Linked DNA regions of Homo sapiens: region 2 is linked to region 1. Evidence: chromatin contacts called from ENCODE Hi-C or POLR2A ChIA-PET data. All regions are on one chromosome and are shown on one strand. Each heading gives the region's core, a stretch centred on a gene start or an enhancer-like site at or near the end of the contact. The rest is flanking DNA. Distances are from core to core; before and after follow the strand shown. Region 1 holds the start of DYNLT4 (dynein light chain Tctex-type 4). Region 2 overlaps MAST2 (microtubule associated serine/threonine kinase 2).

The links. Hi-C counts contacts between places; a loop is a spot of excess contacts on that map. ChIA-PET counts read pairs that join two places held with the same protein, here RNA polymerase II (POLR2A).
Region 2: a map with no recorded cell type shows a loop between it and region 1 (6-fold over the local background). The contact joins the enhancer-like site here to the promoter of DYNLT4 in region 1. A Hi-C loop is called at or near these places in 1 of 37 single-sample maps with no recorded cell type. POLR2A ChIA-PET finds 5 or more read pairs at or near these places in 1 of 52 experiments (OCI-LY7).

Annotation. Positions count from the first base shown.
Region 1 is chr1:44,801,720-44,808,600 of GRCh38, reverse strand. It overlaps DYNLT4 (dynein light chain Tctex-type 4), which reads left to right and starts at 1,250. Exons shown (of 3, transcript NM_001377534.1): 1 at 1,250-1,276; 2 at 1,763-1,817; 3 at 1,922-2,708. The coding sequence starts at 1,933. The coding sequence ends at 2,598. It overlaps BTBD19 (BTB domain containing 19), which reads right to left and starts at 78. Exons shown (of 8, transcript NM_001136537.3): 1 at 1-78. PLK3 (polo like kinase 3) reads right to left here. Exons shown (of 15, transcript NM_004073.4): 4 at 6,850-6,881; 5 at 6,669-6,756; 6 at 5,746-5,841; 7 at 5,448-5,646; 8 at 5,210-5,333; 9 at 4,910-5,001; 10 at 4,577-4,670; 11 at 4,355-4,438; 12 at 4,100-4,262; 13 at 3,822-3,951; 14 at 3,222-3,335; 15 at 2,611-3,114. The coding sequence ends at 2,923. RefSeq lists enhancers at 1-183, 1-229, 564-813, 288-1,487, 1,081-1,930 and 1 more.
Region 2 is chr1:45,835,833-45,842,851 of GRCh38, reverse strand. All of the region lies in intron 3 of MAST2 (microtubule associated serine/threonine kinase 2), which reads right to left. Among named protein-coding and RNA genes, the nearest start is that of MAST2, 36 kb to the right of the region's middle. RefSeq lists an enhancer at 3,524-4,025. Within about 2 kb of position 1,876, at least 3 of the 41 ENCODE cell types and tissues checked have a DNase peak (open chromatin) inside an H3K27ac peak, as active enhancers do; they include OCI-LY7, where a contact is called at or near this core.

The DNA of each region.
Region 1 (6,881 bases), core at 1-2,500:
AAGCTGAGGCTGGAGTGGCCTATGGTCCTGGGAAGAAGCTGGCTGGCTGGCGGCGGCGGCGGCGGCGAAAGAGGCCCTGGCTGGGAGTCTGCCCAGGCAGCCGACGGGGTGGGAAGCCTGTGGGTTTCCATGGAAACTGGAGCTGGCCTGAGAAGAGACTCCACCCATCTCCCGGGCAGGCCCAGGGAAAACTTCAGCCCTTAGAGGGGCATTAAGCGCCATACGAGGGTCTTAGCCCCCGAAGCTGAGCCTGCCCTAGGTTCAGAGTTCAAACTCCTTGCCCTCCTAACCCTTCCCTCCTCCACAGGCACACAGGGTCAGGATCCGGTTAGCCAGGCCGGGGAAACCCCCACTCAACAGGGAAAATCCTCGCCCCCATAGATGGGTCAGGGCCCCGACCTGGCTTGTTTGGGAGGGGACAGTCCCATCCCTGCCAGAGGAGGAGTCACATGAGTTGTCAGCCCTGGCAGAGGTGTCACAGCCTCTGCCATCTCTGAAATGTAACTTTGGGGAAACCTAGGTACTAGAGGTGTAGCCAGCTAGGGACAAGCCCCAGGACACTTGGGTCAGCAAAGGTCACGAGGCTGGACTCGGGGTTCACTGCCGAGTCACTGCCACTTTATAAGGCCTGGTGCCTACCAGCTGAGCCAGTGGGCCTCCCCTCCCCCGCACATAGCCCTGAACTGAGGAAGTCATCCAAGCCCCACCCTAACTCTGCGCCGGGAGCGGAAATGTTTGTCCTTGTCGAGGCCGATGGGGAGACAACAGAGCCATGACGTGTTCCTTCCTGTGGGCCCAGACTCTGGATTCCTGAGCCACCACCCCCGCAGCCTCAAGATCTCCCCCTAACCTAGGCCTCTGTGACTTGTTCACGAATGGCCAGTCATCTGGCCATTCCACAAGGGGAGAAAATGGGCCCTGGCTCAAGAGTCCTGGGGTAGGACAAAGCCTTTCTGACCACAGCCTTGCTCTACATCTGCCCCTCTGTTGCCTGCGCTTAGGAAGTTTGCCTCTAAGCTGCAAGACCCTGTCGGCCGCTCTCCCTGATGACTCAGGGGCACCCCATGCTCAGCACATGCTCACAGCAACAATGCTCTCAGGTTAAGCCAGAGCCAGACTGGAGGGAGGGATCCTGGGAGGGAGGAGTGTTTGCTCTAGCAACCCATGGCAACTCCACAACACAGGTCTTTCCCCTCCCACTTGCCCTTCAGGCCAGCGGGGCCAGGGCTGTGCAGCCAGGACAGAACTCAGAAGCCAAAGCCTGCGGGTGACTCAGGTGCCTGAGGGAGTTTCGGGAGCAGAGGGCAGCCATCTCAGAACTGATTCTGGAGGAAGTGGGATCAGAGGCCAAAGGCAGAAGGTGGAAGGGGGCTTCATGAGTCATCTGCCCTCAGCCTGGGCCAGGTGTAGGGGAGATCTTTGTGCCAGCCACCCTAGAGTAGATCTGGGTGGAAGATGACTGGATTCAACACCCCCAGGGCTGGAAGGATCTGTGGGGTTGAAGGAGCTGAGTCTGTCAGTCCTTCCTGGTTAGGGGTTGGAGGCTCTGCCTCCACAGTCCAGGCTGAGGCAGAGGCCTGCCTCTCCTTCCAGAGAAGTCGGGTGGAAGGGAGAAATGGCAGTCTCTAAGACTCCGAGCGTACCTGGCTAACTTCCATAGTGCCCAGAGAAGGAGCTCAGTCGGCAAGGACTAGCCGAGGATCCCAGTCCTAGCAGCCTCCTGTCCCCTGCTCATGTGTCTAACAGCCTTTAACCTTCTCAGCACCTAGGAACCCAGGCAGCCTGGGACTATCTGATCCACTTGTTCTAAAACACAGGTAAGAAGGGGGTAGAAGGTAAAAACCCTTGACATCACTGAGCAAGAGGCTGGGGTGGGTAGACAGATGCCTGGTGAAGGCCACCCTGAGTGTGGTTCCTCCAGCCAGCAGGTCCATGGCCAGCAGGCCTCTGCCCCCGGGACGCCAGGAGGAGGAGAATGCCAAAGACTCCGGGCGGAAACCCTCACCGGTGCGGCCCCGAGGCTGCCTGCCCAGCATTGATGAGGCCCGACCGGCAGGTCCAGGTCCAGCCCCGGCCTCGCGCCGGGGCTCCATGCTGGGCCTGGCCGCGTCCTTCTCCCGCCGCAACTCGCTGGTCGGGCCAGGCGCGGGTCCTGGGGGTCAGCGGCCATCCCTGGGCCCGGTGCCCCCTCTGGGCTCAAGGGTCAGCTTCTCAGGGTTGCCCCTGGCGCCCGCCCGTTGGGTGGCGCCCTCCTACCGCACGGAGCCAGTGCCCGGGGAGCGCTGGGAGGCTGCGCGTGCACAGCGTGCCCTGGAGGCGGCGCTGGCCGCAGGGCTGCACGACGCGTGCTACTCCAGCGACGAGGCCGCGCGGCTGGTGCGGGAGCTCTGCGAGCAGGTGCACGTTCGCCTGCGCGAGCTCAGCCCGCCACGCTACAAGCTGGTATGCAGTGTGGTGCTGGGGCCGCGCGCGGGCCAGGGCGTTCACGTGGTCAGCCGTGCGCTCTGGGACGTGGCGCGCGATGGGCTGGCCTCGGTCTCCTACACCAACACCTCGCTCTTCGCGGTGGCCACGGTCCACGGGCTCTACTGCGAGTGAGGGGGAGTCCAATTCTGCAAAATTGTTTATTATCCTAGGAGGAGGCCCCCCTGGGGCTCACATCCCAATAAATAAGTGTCTGACAATAAATAAAAGTGGTCCATAAATAACGCCCCCTAGCTGGGAGCTAAGGCTCAGGCTTATCTTGGAGATGGGGTAGGAGCCAGCGAAGACAAGCCGCCCCCAACTCCAGTAAAGCTGGTCCCTGATTCCCTGGGGGATTCGGCCCAAAGCCCCCAGTGAGGCACCAAAGGAAGGGGGAAGGCCACAAAGGCAAGGGCCAGAGCCTGACAGGCACAGGCCTCAGGCCTCAGGGCTTGGGTCCTAGGCTGGGCTGCGGTCCCGGAGCAGGCGCAGAGCATAGCGGAGTCGCTGCCGCAGGTCTGGAGAGCAGCCCAGCTGCCGAAGGTGGGAAGCGAGGTAAGTACAAGCACTACGATTTCGGGCCACAAAAGTCACAAGGAGGGGCTCCCAGCCACTGAGAATCAGCTTGGTGTGGTCCCCGTAGAAGTTCACCTGCACACAGAGCATGACAGTGGTCAGGACCTAGGCTCCGGGCCCAGCTTCCTCCCCAGCACCCTGGGCCTCCCAGACCTTCCCGCAACTCCTGGATAGGCTCTTACCTGGACAGTGCCATCACTAAACAGCATGAGGAGAGCCTGATCCGTCTTGACCCACTGCAGCAGCAAGGGCGGAGCAGGTACCTCTACCTCTTCCACACTGGGCAGATCTCCACCCTGGGAGCAGGATCAGGGCAGGTCACTGATCCAGCGTGAGACAGCCCCCTCCCCATTAGTGTATGCCTTATCCTCTAGCTTTCAGCAACCCCAACCACCACCAAGGGGGAATCAGAGGGATCAGGATGGGTTAGTTTTCTTTTCTTTATTTTTTTTTTTTGAGATGGAGTCTCGCTCTGTTGCCCAGGCTGGAGTGCAATGGTGCGCCATCTCTGCTCACTGCAAGCTCCGCCTCCTGGGTTCGCCCATTCTCCTGCCTCAGCCTCCCGAGTAGCTGGGACTACAGGCGCCCGCCACCACGCCCGGCTAATTTGTTGTATTTTTAGTAGAGACGGGGTTTCACCTTGTTAGCCAGGATGGTCTCGATCTCCTGACCTCATAATCCACCCGCCTCGGCCTCCCAAAGTGCTGGGATTACAGGCGTGAGCCACCGCACCCGGCCAGGATGGGTTAGGTTTCAATGTACCACAGCCCCAGCCCTCACACCTTCATGAGGTGCTGCTCCATGTAGGAGGCGAAGTACCGCAGGATACCCAGCTGAGGCTGCAGGGCCCGGGGCACAGCACCCACGGAGAAGGAGAAGTGCTTTGTGCTGGTGGGATTGTAGTGCACAGTCCTAGAATGGGGAGGCAGAGGTCAGAGGGAGCCCTGCACCAATGCCCCTCCTCTGAGAAACCCAGACCCCTGAGCCCAGGAGCACTCACGAGGGTGCGGCCCTGCTGGATTAGTGGCCTGAATACAAGGCACCCCATAACAGCACTTACTTTCTGTTGGCCGACAGGGCCATATGTGTGCCATCGTTGAAGAGCACAGCCACACGGCGGCTGGACAGTTGATACCCAAAGCCGAACTTATTGGAGTAGTCAACCCACTTGCTGACCCACACCAGAGGCTCTGGCTGGGCCAGGGGGGCCGGGTTCTGTTCCGCTGTCATGGGAGAGGAGGGAGTCAGCACCTGCTCCTGGCCTCCCAGCCACAGAACTCCCACCACAGCAGCATGTACCAGACCCCACCCTTACCTGGGGGCATGAAGGCTATACAATTTCTCAGAGCACAAAGGGCTGACTCCACTACTGTGGCCACAGTCAGACCTTCTTCAAATCCTGAAGGAGACAGGGCACTGAGATTTAGGAATTAGCACCCCAGGACCCAGGCCAGGCCCCTCTGCCCACTCCTTCCCTCTCGCCCCTGATCTCAGCTCCAGCAACCTCTATCACCTCTCATCCTCCCTGGCTCCTCACCATCTCCACTGCTTGCCAGTGTCCCACGGGGTGAGCTGTCTTCAGGTGCTGTCTCTACCAGGCTGACAGGGGCTGGGCCAGAAGCTGCTGGAGCCTGGAGGGTTGGGCAGGGAAAGGGAGTGACACAGGCCCCAAAATCCAAACCCTTGAGTCCATGGCCTGGCCCTGCCCTGGCTCCCAGGGCACCCCAGGTCAGCCCCGCCAGGCTGGTGACACACAGCCAATTAGGCCACCACGAGGCTGGATGCTTCAGCAGCCTCTTTTATCCCCGGCTTCCCTCAGCTGCTAGGGTGGGGGTGAGTCAGGGGAACAGTGTCCACCTGAGCGCCTCACCTCTGGCCTGGCATCCTGATGGCCAACGGATGTGCGCATGAGGCCGCTCACCAAACCGGAGACCTCATCCCTCTCCTGGGCATGATTCTTACCTGGGGGTGAAAGGTGATACCGTCCTCAGTATCCTGCCCAGCCCCTCCACTTCCGACAGGGATGACACAGAGATTGGCCTCCCCAAGTGCCTGTACTGCACATGCTCTCCCCAGGAGTTTCCAGGCACCCACACTCACACACCCAAGACAAATGTGACAAGCCGCTCTACTGCTCTGCCCCCTCAACCCACTGACACCCCAGACTCACTCTTCTTCTTTCTGCCAAAGAGGCTCTTGGTAACTTTGGCAAACAGACTCCTAGCTGGGTTGGGGGGTGTCAGGTCTGGGACTGTCACGCAGCTGCTGATAGGGAGTCGATCGGGGGTGTAGCCCTAGGGAGGGGAACCATGTGAACAGAGAAGAGAGGCTCCAGGGGTCCTGTCACCTGCCCCCTTTCAATCCCTGGGAATACACAGATGGACTTAGAGGTCTGGGGAGCCACAGACCTTGGTAAAGAAGTCATGGCGCAGGATCTGGTCAATAGAGGGGCGGTCTCGGGGTGAGGCCCGAAGGATGGCGGCCAGGAGCTGCCGGGCAGGCAGTGAGAGGCTGGCAGGCAGCGTGTAGTGAACCTGCTTGATGCAGCGGTACGTCTCCTTCAGGTCAGCCGTCTCAAAGGGAGGGCTCCCGCAGAGCAGCGTGTACCTATAGGGCAGGGCCAAGGGGTCAGGAGTAAAGTGGAGGAGATGCTCCACCCACACACCCACCACCTGTCTGCTGCTGAACCTGGACCCTGCAACTCACATGACACAGCCCAGTGACCATACATCCGCCTCAGGGCCGTGGCCCTGTCTCAGCAGCACTTCTGGAGCCACATAGTTGGGGGTGCCACAGATGGTCCTGAAAGAGGGTGGGGAGGAGGAGAGAAGGCTGAGACCCAGCCCAGCAGCCCCCCGACTCCTTCCCCCACTGTTAGTCCAGACAAAGCAGCTGCCTGTCACCAAAGGCCAGAGAACTCCTGCTTGTCCTGGGACAATGGATGCCAGGGATGGCAGCTGAGTCCCCGCCCACCCGCCTGGCCCAGCTGCTCAGCTGCTCTTCATGACAGGGGGAGGGCCTGACCCCCAGCCCAGTCCTCTCCTCTAGGGTCAACACAGAGAGTCCACAGCTGATCCCTTCCCCCTTCCTGCACTCCTGTCTGTCAGACAGGCATCAGGCTGTCACCTCCCACGGTTTGTGCCACACACACACCAACACCAGCTGTCACAACCCCCATAAACACTCATCTGCCACATACGCTATCTGTGTCACACACACAAAGTATGATGGCCACAGCAGGGTCTTCTTACACCCACAATGTCATATCCCACCATTTCCACACTCTCAGTCTGTCTCTCACACACACATACACGCTGCCTGTCACCTTCCCCCATCCACACAAAGGGTAAGTCATGTGCCTCCAAGAATCTGTATACCCCCATCTGTCTCAGGGACTCAGAGTCACCTACCCTATCTGTGTCATACACCTATAGGATCCTCCCCCTCTCCACCGGTCTCGGTAACACAGGCTGCCACCTCCACCTTCACACATGCATGAACAGCCCATCATCCCTTCCCATTTATCTCATGCACACATCAGGCAGTCACCTTGCCTCCCACATACATATGCACTGTCTATCACGCATGTCATCTGTATCACACACAGGGCCCCTTTCCTCAAAACTCACTTCTTCCTCTGCTCCGGAGGCTCCAACCGGGCTGCCAGCCCAAAATCCCCCACCTTCAGTTCCATGTTCTCAGTGATGAAAAAATTTCCTAGATGGGGCAAGAGAGGTGTGTCAGATTCTTTCCTTCCTCCCTCCCTCCCTCCCTCCCCAACCTCCCATCCTCCAGGCTCAGGAGTCTCACCCAACTTGAGGTCCCGGTGCAAGATGCCGCGC
Region 2 (7,019 bases), core at 627-3,126, 1.0 Mb before region 1:
ATTCCTCAAAAAGTTGAATTACCGTATTTCTTTGTGATTCCACCCCAGGTATATCCCCAAAAGAACTGAAGACAGGTACTCAAGTACATGTATACATATAGTTCATAGCAGCACTATTCACAGTATCCAAAAGGTGGAAACAGCCCAGTGTCCATCAATGGATAAAAAGTTGTGTTGGACACATACAACGAGATATTATTCAACCAAAAGAAGGAATAAAGTACCAATATATGCTAGAATGTGGATGAACATCCAAACATTATGCTAAATGAAATAAACCAGATACAGAAGGTCACATATGTATAATATTATTTATATAAAATATCCAGAATAGAGAAATCCATAGAGACAAAATGCAGATTGCATGGAAGGGGAGTGGGGAGAAAGGGCTTAATGGATAAGAGGTTTAAATCTAAAGTAACAGGCAGGTTTTGCAGCTAGATAGAGGTGGCAGTTGTATTGTGAAAAACAAATCTGCCAGTACTAAATGCCACTGAATTGTTCACTTTAAAATGGTTGATTTTGTTATGTAAATTTCATATCAATATTTTTAAAAGGATATGTACACCAGATTACCTGTCATCATCTGAGAATCAAACTCATTAATTTTCTCCCCCAAACCTGTTCCTTTTCCTGTATTCTCAATTTCAGATAAAAGTAACAGCCAGGTACAGTGGCTCATTCCTATAATCCCAGTACTTAGGGAGGCCAAAGCGGGTGGATCACTTGAGCCTGGGAGTTCGACACAGAAGAATACAACGATCACCTAGTGGCAATCAAGCAGACCATCCGAAGACAAAACTCCTTATCTGAAAAATTGAAAAGTAATTAGACTTCTCTATTATCTAAAGCCAGCATCTGGTACCAGGCTTCTTTCCCAAAAATTTATAAGTAACTAGAATTTCTATACATCTCCAGAATGCATGAATGTCAAAACTTATTTTGCAACCCTTGCTAACATCAAGGCACCCAAAGTCTACAAATGTAATAATTTACCATGACCTACATAACTAATATGGTCCAAATTACCCTAAGGTCCTGCTTTAAAGTCCATAAATACCCCTAAGGAAAATCCACCGCAACACACTCAGTCCTTTTTGCTGAATGAAGCACTGTACTGCACTCTGCTGCAGCATTCTATCTAATAAAACTTTCCTTTCTAAACCTATACTGCTGTCAGTAAATTCTTTTACCACCAGTGAGCCAACCACTCTCCACTGCCGGGTTCTGACACCTTGCCCAGCAGAGACTAGCCCGCACAACATGGCGAAATCCTGTCTCTACAAAAAAGTCAAAAAATTAGCCAGGCATGGTGGCATCCACCTGTGGTCCCAGCTACATATATAAGGAATACATGTATTTCTTACTGTATCACAGTAATTATATATATATACAGAAGAAATATATATATGTATATATTTCTTTATACGGTAAGAAATATACACAATATTTCTTACTGTATCACAGCTACTAATAACTATTTGAAGTACCGAGGCATAAAAAGAAAAAAATATATACATTTTGTTCATATTGTTAAATGACAAACCTGAGACAAGTTAAATTTAATGACTTAATTGAACAAAAAACAGATTTGCCAGGTGCGGTGGCTCACCCCTGTAATTCCAGCACTCTGGGAGGCAGAGGTGGAGACTGGAGGATTGGTTGAGCCCAGAAGTTTGAGACCAGCCTGGGCAGCACAGGGAGCCCCCACCCCCAACCCCCATTACAAATAATAAGGAAATGAAAACTGTGGTCCCAGCTTCCGGGAAAGGTGGGGAAGGGAGCAGCCTGAGGCAGAAGCATCACTCAAGCCCAAGAGGTCCAGACTGCAGTGAGCCATGTCACTGCACTCCACCCTGGGTGACTAAGCAAGTCCCTGTCTCAAAAAAATAGAGATTAATGAACCAGTTAGCATCCAGTACCAAATGCAGTTCAGAATGTTCCATCCCCCAATGCATGTAGGCTATATTTATAGCCAGAGAAACAGAAATGACATACAGAAGTAGCCTGATGGGCTGCAGTTCAGGTGTTTGCCTTATTTGAACATGCTTTGGCAATATTCAGCCTATATGACTGGCTGAAAACTTGGCTGCTATGCTTGACTGAGGCTCAGCTACTTGTTACAAGAGTATACTCTTAGGTTAGGTTGCAGGTAGTTTATATATTAAATTAGGTTATAGTTCACTATGTAGGGAGGTAGCTTTTGGCTGCCTCTAAATTTAACTATAAATCTGGCACTATGCTATTTTAAATGGATTGTCTCATTTCATCCTAAAAACTGCATGAGCGAAGTCTTAATATTATTTTGATTTTAAAGATGAGAAAACAGAGGCTTAAAGAGGTTCAGTGACTTGTAGAGGGTCATATGATTACTAAGTGGCAGGAGTAGGATGTGGAACACAGGTGTACAGCCTGAGTTTGTATTTACTTTTGTAAAGTAGAAGGCATTCACAATGATTTCATTCAAATATATTTTCTTGAGTAGAAATGAAAAAAGTATAAATTAACGGGTAAACCCACAGGAGTTGCATGCAAAGAACATTCATTATGACTTCTAGATTTCTACCTCCAAAGGTAGAAGGTAGTGATATGTATTAAAATCCAAACAGACAACAAAATCTGTTAATAACTCTTTAACACAAGTTTTACTCATCATTCCACCCCCTTGTAGATACACTTCAATTTGTCTTCATTCCATTAAAAATAAATACTGAAGAGCAAAAATTTTTCTTTCTGATAAAAGCCAATTTTTTTCCTTTTATAGGTTAAGCTTTTTTTACTCCAAGAAACCTTTGCCCCACCTAAAATCACAAAAATTTTCTCGTTTTCCTCTACACATTTTATGATTTAAGCTCTTACATTTGTTCAATTACCCACTTCAAGTTAATTTTTGTACAGCATGAGGTAAGTATAGAGGTTGATATTTTTGTGTGAATTGTTTCAACACCATTTGTTATGAAGACTACCTTTTCCCCCATTAAATTGCCTTGGCAAATTTGTCTATTTGGTTCCAGTGATCTATATATCTATCCTTATACCAATAATCACACTGACCCGATTACTGTTCCTTTATACAAAGTCATAAAATAAGTTTGATTCCTCTAACTTTGGTCTTCTTTTTAATATTGTTTTGGTTATTCTAGGTCCTTTACATTTCAATACACATTTGAAATCAGCTTGATATTTTCTGAAAAATACTACCTGGGTTTTGATCGGGACTGCATTAAATCTATAGCTTAATGGAGAAAATTTACATCTTCATGATATGAGTCTTCCTAGACTGGGCACCAGGTGGTTCATGCCTGTAAGCCAGCATTTCGGGAGGCCAGGGCAGGAGGATTGCTTGAGTACAGGAGTCCAAGACCAGCCTGGGCAACATGGCGAAACCCCATCTCTACAAAAAATACAAAAATCAGCCAGATGTTGCTGGGCGTGGTGGCTCACGCCTGTGATCTCAGCACTTTGGGAGGCTGAGGCGGGCAGATCACGAGGTCAGGAGTTTGAGACCAGCCTGGCCAACATGGTGAAACCCCATCCCTACTAAAAATACCAAAAACTAGCCAGGCATGGTGGCAGGCACCTGTAATCCCAGCTACTGGGGAGGCTGAGGCAGCAGAATCACTTGAACCCGGGAGGCGGAGGTCGCAGTGAGCTGAGACCATGCCATTGCACTCTAGCCTGGCAAACAGAGCGAGACTCCGTCTCAAAAAAAAAAAAAAAAATTTGTGATGGTGCCTGTAGTCCCAGCCACTTGGGAGGCTGACATGGGAGGATCACTGGAGCCCAGGAGGCGGAGGTCGCAGTGAGCCAAGATCACACCCCTATACTCCAGCCTGGATGACAGAGTGAGACCCTGTCTCAAAGGAAAAAAAAAAGAAAAGATATGAGTCTTCCAATACACAAAAATGTTGTATCTCTCCATTCATTTAGGTCTTCTTTAATTTGTCTCAGTAATGTTTTGTAGTTTTCAATGTACTGGTCTTCCAAAATGGTTTCTGGAATTTATCTTCAAGTAGTTCATATTTTAAACTATTGCAAACAGTCCTGATTTTTAAGTTTTGATTTCTAATTACTCATTGTTAGTATAGAGGGATACAACTGATTTCCACATTTTTCGTATATAAATATTTGTGTAAAACTGATAAGAAAATGAAAATGTAAGTCACAGACAGGGAGAATATGTTTAGAAGGCATATATTTGATATATAACTTGTATTCAGAATATACGAAGATTCCTGAAACTCAATAAGACAAAAAAAATTTTTTTTTAAATAGACAAAAGTTTTGAACAGACATTTGATCATAGAATGTATATATATAAAAATAGCTGACTGGGCGCATTGGCTGACACCTGTAATCCCAGCACTTTGGAAAGCCTAGGCGGGTGGATCACCTGAGGTCAGGAGTTCAAGAAGAGCCTGGCCAACATGGCAAAACCCCGTCTCTATTAAAAATACAGAGAAAATTAGCCAGGCATGGTGGTGCATGCCTGTAATCCCAGCTACTCAGGAGGGTAAGGCAAAAGAAGTGCTTGAACCCAGGAGGCGGAGGTTGCAGTGAGCCAAGATCATGCCACTGCGCTCCAGCGTGGGCAACAGACCGAGACTCCATCTCAAAAAAAAAAAAAAAAAAAAAAGAATATATATAATTGGCAAATAAGCACATAAAAATATGTTCAATCTCATTAGTCATTAGAGAAATGCAAATTAAAATTAAAACCACAATGAGAAACTCCCACACATCCACTAGTATGGCTAAAATTTAAAAAATGATAGCCGGGTGCGGTGGCTCACACCTGTAATCCCAGCACTTTGGGAGGCTGAGGCGGGTGGATCCCCTGAGGTCAGGAGTTCGAGACAAGCTTGACCAACACGGCGAAACCCCACCTCTACTAAAAATACGAAAATCAGCTGGGCGTGGTGGCGTGCGCCTGTAATTTCAGCTACTTGAGAGGCTGAGGGAGGAGAATGGCTTGAACCCGGGAGGTGGAAGTTGCAATGAGCCGAGATTGTGCCACGGCACTTTAGCCTGGGCAACAAGAGTGAAACTCCATCTCAAAAAAAAATATATGATAATACCTAGTACTGATAAGATGTGGAGCAACTGCTGGTGGAAATGCAAAAATGGTATAGCCACTTTAGAAAACAGGTTGGCAGTTTCTTATAAAGATAAATTTACACTGGTAAATATACATTCCACCAGTTTCATTCCTAGGTATTTACCCGAGAGAAATAAAGCATATTCCACACCAAAACAAAAACAAAAAAACTTATATGAACTTTCACAGCAGCTCTCTCTCTAACAGGCAAAAACTGGAAACAACCCATATGGTCATTAACTAGGGAATGGAAAAGTCTATATACCCATGCCAATGGAACACTTTTCAGCAATAAAGAGGAACAAACTATTGATACTCAAAACAACATGGATGAATCTCAGGAGGATTATGCTAAGTGAAAAAAGACACAAAAGACTATATACTGTATGATTCCATTCCTATGAAATTCTGGAAAAGGCAAAACCACAGTGACAAAAAGCACATCAGTAGTTGCCAAAGGCTGGGCCTGGGGAGAGAGAACAGACAGCAAAGGGACACAAGCGAACTTGGGGTGGCAGATATATTCTATACCAGGTCCATGGCCTGTTAGGGACCAGGCCACATGGCAGGAGATGAGCTGTATGAGGGTGAGCATTATATATTCTATACCAGGTCCATGGCCTGTTAGGGACCAGGCCACATGGCAGGAGATGAGCTGTATGAGGGTGAGCATTACCGCCTGAACTCCGTCTCCTGTCAGATCAGCAGCACAGCATTAGATTCTCGTAGGGGCATGAACCCTATTGTGAACTGCGCATACGAGGGATCTAGGTTGCACGCTCCTCATGAGAATCTAGCTAATGCCTGATGATCTGAGGTGGAACAGTTTCATCCTGAAACCACCTCCCATCCCCCCTCCACCCATCTGTGGAAAAACTGTCTTCCATGAAACCCGTCCCTGGTGCCAAAAAGGTTGGGGAATGCTGTTCTGTTCTATACCATAATTCTTATATAACTATATCATAATTGTGGTGGTGGTGACACAACTGTATACATCTGCCAAAAGTCATCAAACTGAACACTTAAAACGGGTGAATTTTATTCTATGTAAATTATACCTCAATAAAGCCAACTGACATATAGATATAGATATCTCCACCTTTCACAGTAGAAAATGCAAAACTACAGCAGCAGAAAGGTAATACTGAAAGGGGAAGTGCTGAATTTGGAATCTCTTTATAATACTGAAGTAGGTAAAACAAACGTCTATGGGTTTTTCCTCTTTGAACTCGTGAAAATTAAGGAAAAATAAATTAAGAATGATGGGATTACTTTTCAACTAAAATAATATAAATTAAAATAAGAATCTTTTTAATGATGAGAAAAGGTTCTAGGTTCTAAGAAAAGTCTTGGAGTTTTGTTATTTCCTTTAACAGCATACTCCATGTGACCTCAACAGACAGTTCTAAAATATTATTAAAATATAATACTAATCAAAGCCACAATAAGACACCACTTGACACCCACTATGATGGCTATAATCAAAAACACAGAAAAGTACTGGCAAGGATGCAGTGAAACTGGAACCCTCATATATTTCTGGGAAGAATATAAAATGGTGTAGCAAACCAAAAGTGTGGTAGTTCTTCAAAAAGTTAAACAAAGAATTACTGTATCATCCAACAAATCTACTCTTAGGTACATACCCAAAATACAGAAAACAAGTATTCAAAACAAATTCATGTACACAAATACAGCAGTACTATTCACAATGGCTAAAAGGTGGAAACAACTCAAATGTCTATCAGCAGACAAACGGATAAAAGTGTGGTTTACCCATACAACAGAATCTTATTCAGCCATAAAAAAGGAATAAAGTATTGATACATGCTATAATGCAGAAAAATCTTGAAAGCATTGGGCTAAGTGAAAAAAGCCAGGCACAAAAGGGCACATATTTTATGATTCCATTTATATGAAA